2 separate regions of the Homo sapiens genome follow, and region 1 is linked to region 2. A link is a contact called in ENCODE Hi-C data. All regions are on one chromosome and are shown on one strand. The core of a region is the stretch at or near the end of the contact, and the rest is flanking DNA. Distances in the headings are between cores, read along the strand shown.

The links. A loop is a pair of places that touch in the nucleus more often than their neighbours do. Pooled maps may share reads with other maps.
Region 1: a loop to region 2 is called in a pooled map, with 3 times the contacts of the local background. The contact joins the promoter of EHF here to the enhancer-like site in region 2. A Hi-C loop is called at or near these places in 2 of 37 single-sample maps with no recorded cell type and 4 of 50 pooled maps.

The regions. Positions count from the first base shown.
Region 1 is chr11:34,618,682-34,622,342 of GRCh38, forward strand. EHF (ETS homologous factor) reads left to right here and starts at 2,412. Exons shown (of 9, transcript NM_012153.6): 1 at 2,412-2,547. RefSeq lists a cis regulatory region at 313-712.
Region 2 is chr11:34,241,613-34,245,746 of GRCh38, forward strand. The region is part of intron 1 of ABTB2 (ankyrin repeat and BTB domain containing 2); the gene reads right to left. Among named protein-coding and RNA genes, the nearest start is that of ABTB2, 110 kb to the right of the region's middle. RefSeq lists enhancers at 398-1,597, 1,790-2,461, 2,456-2,615. Within about 2 kb of position 2,204, at least 16 of the 41 ENCODE cell types and tissues checked have a DNase peak (open chromatin) inside an H3K27ac peak, as active enhancers do.

The DNA of each region.
Region 1 (3,661 bases), core at 1,162-3,661, 380 kb after region 2:
TGGCAGTAGGGTGAAAGACCTCAAACTCCAAAGGACTTTCCGTATGGATGCAATATACCTGCAATTCTAGCTTTTTTGTGTTTTTTTTTTTAGGTTGGGGGTGAGGGGTATTGTTTTCATTTTTGTTTTTCTTCTGGAAGGTTCAACTAAGACCCAAGTAAAAAGAAGAATCAATACTTAATAAGTACCCAGCAAGTAGCAGGCACACTTTTAGGTACTTTATTTACAAAAAAACCTCCACAAATAAAGTGGCTTGTGAGTATGAGGTGACATCTTTCCCTCCCCTCCCACCATCACTACCCCAATATGACTCGTCTCAATAGCCCTCCAATCTAAAATGGACTAAATACAAGTGGATAAAGAAATGGAGATTTAACCAGAATTCTTCAGCTATAAATTACAGGGCCTATAATTAAAGGTGATTGGGACTGGGTCAGAGAGCCACATCACTTTTGTGGTTGCATTTGAAGTTCACTATCTCTTGACCACACAACCCTAGCCCTTCTACTCCCACCCTGCTGTCTCAGGTTAATCTCAGGCAATGGTGTAAAGAAGGCCAAGTTTGTTTCCCTGGAGTCCCACGGGCTCTAGCAATAATGCTTCCCTTTTCTCATGAGTGCCCCGCCACCCACCCCCCTTCACCATCACTACACACAAATGCCCTGCAGTGGGTGGAATGTAGTTACTTCAGGTTGTGCCTGATTTGTCTCTCAAGCAAAACTCCAGCAGGCCATTCCCTCAGGGCCCTGCTCTCAGATCTGGAACTGATAGACTAATTGGGGCTAATGTGATAATGGGAAATAATGAAATTTGTTGTTTTTATCAGTGTGTATATGGGGCGGGGTTTACATTTGCATTTTCACAGGGCCCTTGGCAAGTTCACAGGGTTGAACAGTTGGGAAGGGTGGGAATGTCTGGGGCAGGTTAGGGAGGCAGAGGGATTTATTAGAACTCCCCTAAACTGCACTGACCAAAGCCTCAAGCCCTTCTTCAAGACCTGCCCAGCTTCCAAGACCTTCCCAAGTCCACCCTTGTTTTCCCACTGAGTCTTTTACACTTTCAGAAACCTCTGAATTTGTGTAGAAACTAGAAAAAATAAGTAAGAAAAGACTAATACTACTGCACACTCACTGTTCCCCCTTAATATAATAACCAGTTTTTATTCTATTCAGTCAGCCTTTGACCATAAGCAGACCTTTTTTTTTCTTTTTAACACAAGTAACTTCTTGGTTTTGATCACAAAATCTTTATCTCTGCCAAATCTCAACTTCCCTTCCCTCTCCCACAAAAGGGAGGCCCGTTGAGTCAAAGAAATCTGCTTAGACACTTTGCTCATGCCAGGCCAGTGTCCTGGAAGGTTCAACAGAGAAAGTTAATGGTTGGGGGATGGTATTTTTCTTTGCTAGGAGCAGTCATTCACCCGTATGGGAGAAGGTACATTTGTGACCCAGTGAAGCAGGTACAGGTAACTCCCCATATGTCCCTTGGCCCAAGGGAATAGAGGTTGCCTGGGTATTTGAATCCGTAGATCCTCCCTAATATTCCACCTTCTTCTTGTCCAAACTGTGCTTTTTTATTTCCAGTTTCAGCATTTTGGTCTTCTCATCTCTAACTCTTATAGGGAGTGTCAATAAACCTTTTAAAAAAGATCATGTAAGTGTCAAGAGGAAGTGAAGAACCTAGATAATCCACCAACCGGATAATCAGCTCTTGCATATTTGAGAGTTGACTGCTTGACCTAAGCATCTCCTCATAAGGTACCCTCCCTCCCAGGACCTTCCCTTTCAAACCTCTCAAGGCTCTTACCTGGGGCCAGGGGAGATAGGCTTTTCAAAGTCCATTGAATTGCCAAGAGTCTCTGTCAAGAAGGCAGTCATGGTGCCTGGAGAGGGAACTTGCTGGGAGCCCCTTCAGAGCCTGGTACTTATAGAGCTAGGGAAAAGATCTTGATGCCAAAGCAGGGTGGACTAAATACAGACTAATAAATGAGACAGGTGCTCAAGAGGGCCCCTCCATACCATCATCTCCTCCAGATTTGGACTTCTACTCACTTTGCTTTTACATTCCCTCTTCCCGATGGTGTCTTTGGTGAGCAGGGTGCTTTTCACCTGAAACAGCCTCTGAGCTGAAAAGAACAGTCACCACCAAATCAATTCCTCATCCATTAACAGGTTGTCTCTCTGTTCTTGAGACACAGGCATTACCTGGTTAGACCTGTTTTGTTTGAACACTAACGTGTGAGTTGGCCAAATGCAAATGAGCCAGTGTTTGTAATCCTTTATTTTATTTTTTTAAAGGGCTGGGTAGCCAATCAGAAGAGGGGGAAGTGACTTAGGGAATTCCCGGTTGGTGGCTTATTGCTTAACATCCTACAAAATGATTTAAAATTATTGTTATATGCATTTATCTTCACTCTGATGAGGGCTCAGACTTGATAACACCCGTGGTGCCCCATCCCTATAGGAGCTGGTGAGATTGCAGCCTGCTGCCTCCCCTCCAACAGCCACAGCTATTGGATTTCCCACCCAGAATCTTTAGGTAAATGAGGTAAGTCCTGATTTTTAAAACTTCTTTTGAATCTGGAATCCAAACACTTGAGTGGAAAGAGAAGCCTGCTTTAAACTGGACAGATGAAACTAGAACAGACTCTTGGAGACGGCTGGCAGGAAGTGAAGCTCACCTTACCTGGGCTTACCTCACTGGGTCAAATCAGAATTTTATTTTGGAGGGCAGGTTGGCTACTTTGGATATTATCTGTGAATTTCCTGCATTGTCTGGACTTCTAATCTCTGTGAATTTAAAAGCCCCCTCGTTTCCCTATGCCTGGGTGGCAAAACCATTCCCCTGGGTTGAATTCTTCTGGAACAAATAGGCAGCTAGAGATAGGTGGCTCTGATATAGCTCAGAGAAGAAGTGGTTGGCTAAGTAGCTGTTAGGGCTCAGAGTACACGGTCTCGCTTTCTAGAGATGTCTTCTGCTGGTAATTTTTCTGACTTATGAGCTACATGGAAAGGCCAATTTGTTTTTAATATGTTCCAGGACTGGAAAATGGCTAGAAATAGGCAAGAACATACACAATCACACTGGAAAAAGTGGCCAGGCAGCCAAGGCAGGCAGAGGTATTGGGGAGAGCTGAATATCTACAAAAACAAAAATTCAGAAAAAACAAAAATCAATTTTGGCAAAGGGCTTCACTGTATAACAAGGGGACAAGCTAACCCTTTGTTTACAAACTAACCCTTTGTTTACTCCATTTTGTCCAGAAAATACAACAATCAGTTTTGGCAAAGGGCTTCACTGTGTAACAAGGGGACAAACTAACCCTTTGTTTACTCCATTTTGGGAGACTATGATCAGACAGGCAGTTGTGACTCAGCAGCAACAAATGCCTTCTGAGACAGGGATTCTTTTGATTTTGCTTGGACATTGTGGAGAAGTGTTAGCCCCAATGTGGACTGATCTGGGAACAGTGGGAAATTAACTTCTTGTTGGTAAATATCAGGCTGAGGTGAGAAAGCGACATTTTCACCGTCCATCTTTGCTGATTTACCATGCTCCCAGGATGGTGGGAGTGTGTGTTTTTAAGATGGAGAGTGTATGCTTCTGGGTTCAAGTTCACAGGTGTCTCTGCTGGTTATCTGCACTCACCTTGGTAACAGGG
Region 2 (4,134 bases), core at 954-3,453:
TGGCCATGATGGCTCAAGCCTGTAATCACAGCGCTTTGGGAAGCCAAGGCAGGAGGATCGCTTGAGCCCAGGAAATCAAGACCAGCCTGGGCAAGATGGCGAGACCCCCATCTCAATTTTCTTCAGAAGTTAACAAGATAATCCCCATCTTGTATTCACCTTTAGATAGAATGTAAAATTGGTTACCTTTTCATTCTAACATGTAAATGTTTCCCCCCTTCATCATCACTGAACCATATCAAGAATTTAGAATCTAAGGCTGAGTTTAAGTCAGAAACAGGCCACAGTCCCCAAGAGCTGCTGGGAACAGCTGGACTCTTCTGAAGGGTCTGTGAAAGTTCCACACATTGATTGAGCCTCCTGGCCCCTTGTTTGCTTCAACAAATGAAAGAAGCAAAATGCAGAAGCTGCGAGGAGATGGCTCGGGCCCTGCGTTGGAAATCTCTCTCCATGGCCACTGCCCACCTCAACTGTGCTATGGAGTTCCCCTCACTTCTGGGGCCCACAACAACTGCACAGAAGAGTGGGCTTTTGCCTTTTATAAATAAAGTCAAGATTCGGTCATGCTTGTGATGAGGCCTTCTGCCGCAGATCTGTGAAGTGCCTCTGGGTCACCCCTGAGTCAGACCTAGCCACACCCTCCTGATCTAAGGCCTTATCACTGAACCAAGAAGGCAGGAGGGTGGGAGCAAGGGGCCAGGAGGACAGCCAGTTCCCACCACGAGGACACCCAGACTACTCTAGGACTCCGGAAATCGTGGGGTCTGAGCTTTACATGAGATAGTGGCTGAAGGGAGCTTGGCACACAGTATCTGACACGCAGCCACAGGAGGGGCAGGGAGGTTGGTGATCCAGCACTTACCTCATCCTTGTCACGCGCCCCTGTATGTACCACCCCACTGAGCTGAGTGGCTGCTGGACCATGGCATTTTTGCCCGGCGATGGAGGGGGGTGGCTGAAGGAGTAGGAATGCTGTCAGAAAGTTCTAGAATAGTTGTAACTGCATTAACTCTGAGGGAAGAAGAGGCATTGGTATCCTAGGGGAGAAGAGGATTGTGGGGAAAAGAATGACCAGGTGGGGTCTTCCTGGTGTAAGGGTGTATGACAGATCTAACTAATCACCACAGGATGATGTCTCCTGGGCACTTATGTGGCATCAAGCTAAGTGGCTCATGCGGGCATTGCCTCAGCTAATCCTCAAAGTCTACAGGACAGGCACAGTCCTTGTCTTCATTTTCCAGAACAGGGAGCTGAACCTTAGAGAAGTCCAACAACTTAACCCAGTCACAGCTAGGCGGGAGGTAACCTAATGAGGACTTCACCTCAGGCCGGGCCTGAGGTAAACCAAAGCTGGGAGGAAGCTGGGTGTCTCTTGTGACAGGACCTCTCCCCTCCACAGCCCTGCCCACCTCACTGACAGTCCGAATCTGGGAGCCTGATAAGGAGGCTGAGGACTCCAGGAGGAAATGCCTGCCAGTGGAACTTTCTACCTTCCAAAGATCATCACACCCAAGATAACCATGGCTTCTTAAGAACACTGTAGGTGGGGAGAGGGTTCTTTATCTCTACACTGACCAGCAAAGAGACGTGTGAGAACAAGCAACCCATTTCAAATCTTGCTTCTGCACAAGGACTAGAGACTAGCCTGTTGACCTCTGGCAAATATATATATATATTTTAGATGGAGTCTCGCTCTGTCGCCCAGCCTGGAGTGCAGTGGCATGATCTTAGCTCACTTGAACTCCGCCTCCTGGGTTCAAGTGATTCTCCTGCCTCAGCCTCTTGAGTAGCTGGGATTACAGGCGTGAGCCACCACGCCCAGCCTCTGGCAAATCTCTTAACCCTACTAAACCCCACATTCCTCATCCATAACCCTGCCCCTCCTCCAACAACAGAAATCACTGACACTGCAAGCACCCTTGCTCCTGACATCCCACTTGATATCACCTTTGATCCGCAAGGATAATCCTAGAAAATATGTCCTAGTCTTACGCGATTTTACAGATTTATTATCTATCTGTGAAAATGGGAACAACAATATTGATTCTCTTAACTTTCTTGAAGAGTCAATGAGATCATTTACGGAATGTGCTTGGCACAGACTCAGTGAAAGATAAAAGCTTGAAGCCTATGGTTAGACCTAAGGTCAGCCACCCACCCAGACCCAGGACCAAGCCCTGAATGTCTAGAGCACGGTTCTTCGCAGACACACCCCAGCCCTGGGTATCAGCGTGGTGACTCAGCAGAGGGCATTCCACAGGCTTATAAAAAAGTTGTCTGGGAAAGCCCCACCTGACTGTGGCCAAGATCCCTCAGTACTCTAGAAGAGCAGGGGACCTGTCTGGAGAAAGGATAGGAATTTGAAGCTTTGTCTCTGAAGTCCAGAACTGCAAAACAGCCCCCCGCTGAAATTCACAAACCACTGTTTCCTTCAGTGCCTGTCCCAAGCTAGGCCCTGTGCTAGCCCTGGAGATAGAAAAGAGACTTGGTTCCCTTAGCAGCCAGCCTGGACTCAGCAGGCCAAACCTTCCCCAGGAGGGGGATGCTGACCTCTGGAGATGTTGCTGCTGACCAAGGGAGGTAATTGTTTCTTTAAAAAAAAAAAAATCACTTTCAGTTGTTAAATGAATAAACCACTCTAAAACACTTAGGAGATAAGAAGGCAATCTATCAGGACTCCCCTGACCTTTGAAAACTCAAAGTGAAAATGGAAGCAGGCCCAGGCTGACCGATAGTGGGAAAAGCAGATCAGCAGCAGTTTCACCACAATACAAAGAGACTGAAAACCCTGCACATTTTTAGCATGTGACTAGAATAATCCACATCAGGGCCCCTAGCACAAAATGCAGGACAATAAAATACGCAGAAAAACAGGGATATCTCATTGTAACTGAACGAGCACTTACTTGCTGCCTGCATTAAGCCTTTTATGAAGATCATTTCATTTAATTTCATTTACTCTTCCCCATGGTGAATAAGAGCTGGGCTTAGAGTTGTTGGCCTGGATTGTTCTAAATATTCACTCTCCCAACCCCCAATGTACTCGCTGTTTGACTTTGGGCACTTTGCTTAACTGCTTTAGGCCTCAATGTCCTCATCTATCAAACTGCGATTCTAGGGTCCCTTATAAGATTGTTGTAATCCCAGCACTTTGGGAGACCGAGGAGGGTGGATCACTTGAGCCCAGGAGTTCGAGACCAGCTTGGGTTACATGGCAAAACCACGTCTCTACCAAAAATACAAAAATTAGCCAGGCTTGGTAGTGTGTGCCTGTGGTTCCAGCTACTCTGGAGGCTGAAGTGGATGGATCGCCTGAGCCCGGGAAGTCAAGGCTGGATTAAGCAGAGATCACGCCAGTGCACTCCAGTCTGGATGACAGAGTGAGAACCTGTCTCAAAAAATTTTCAAAAAAAGAAAAAGATTGTTTTAAACACTAAATGAATAAATCTCCATAAAGCACTTGCCTTAGGATCTGGAACACAAGTCCTCCATAAATGCTGGCTACTATTATTATAATGGCTGATAACAGCCTCTGACTGACACATGCCTCATCTCTGTCTCACATACATTAAAACCAAAACTTCCAAGGTCAGAAGGGCTCAGGTTCAGCACCGTTTCCTCTCCAGGCTGCTGTGATATGCCTACCCCACCACACTGCCACCCTGGCGAGAGCTGAGGACCAGCACAGCCTCCTCCCCACTGAACTTTCCTTGCAGGCAGAGGGCTTTGGATTCTTTGGTTTTCCTCATGGAGGAAATCACCCCCTACAGCAAACCACCCAGGACCAGGTATCCACTTCCGGCATCTTTCTATGGAAGCCGACTGCAGACCAGTCTCAGGCAGTGCTTGGCTGTGCAAGTCCTGAGGCCTAATTCTCAATTATCTGAGGTGTGGAGACACCTGCGGCACTCACCAGACTAACTGGGTCTGGCATAGCAATTGATCTCTAGTTGTGTTGATTTTTGTGGATTTGCTTTTCTCCTCTGATCCAGATGAGGTGAGGGAAGGCATGAGATGAGCAGGAGCTGGTGTCTGGGTGGCTCACGGGGCTGCCACCTTCCAGACCACGGCACAGCCTGCTTCTGGGGCTCATACACTCTGATGTACCCTGGGGTCCCTTCCAAAGCATGGTGT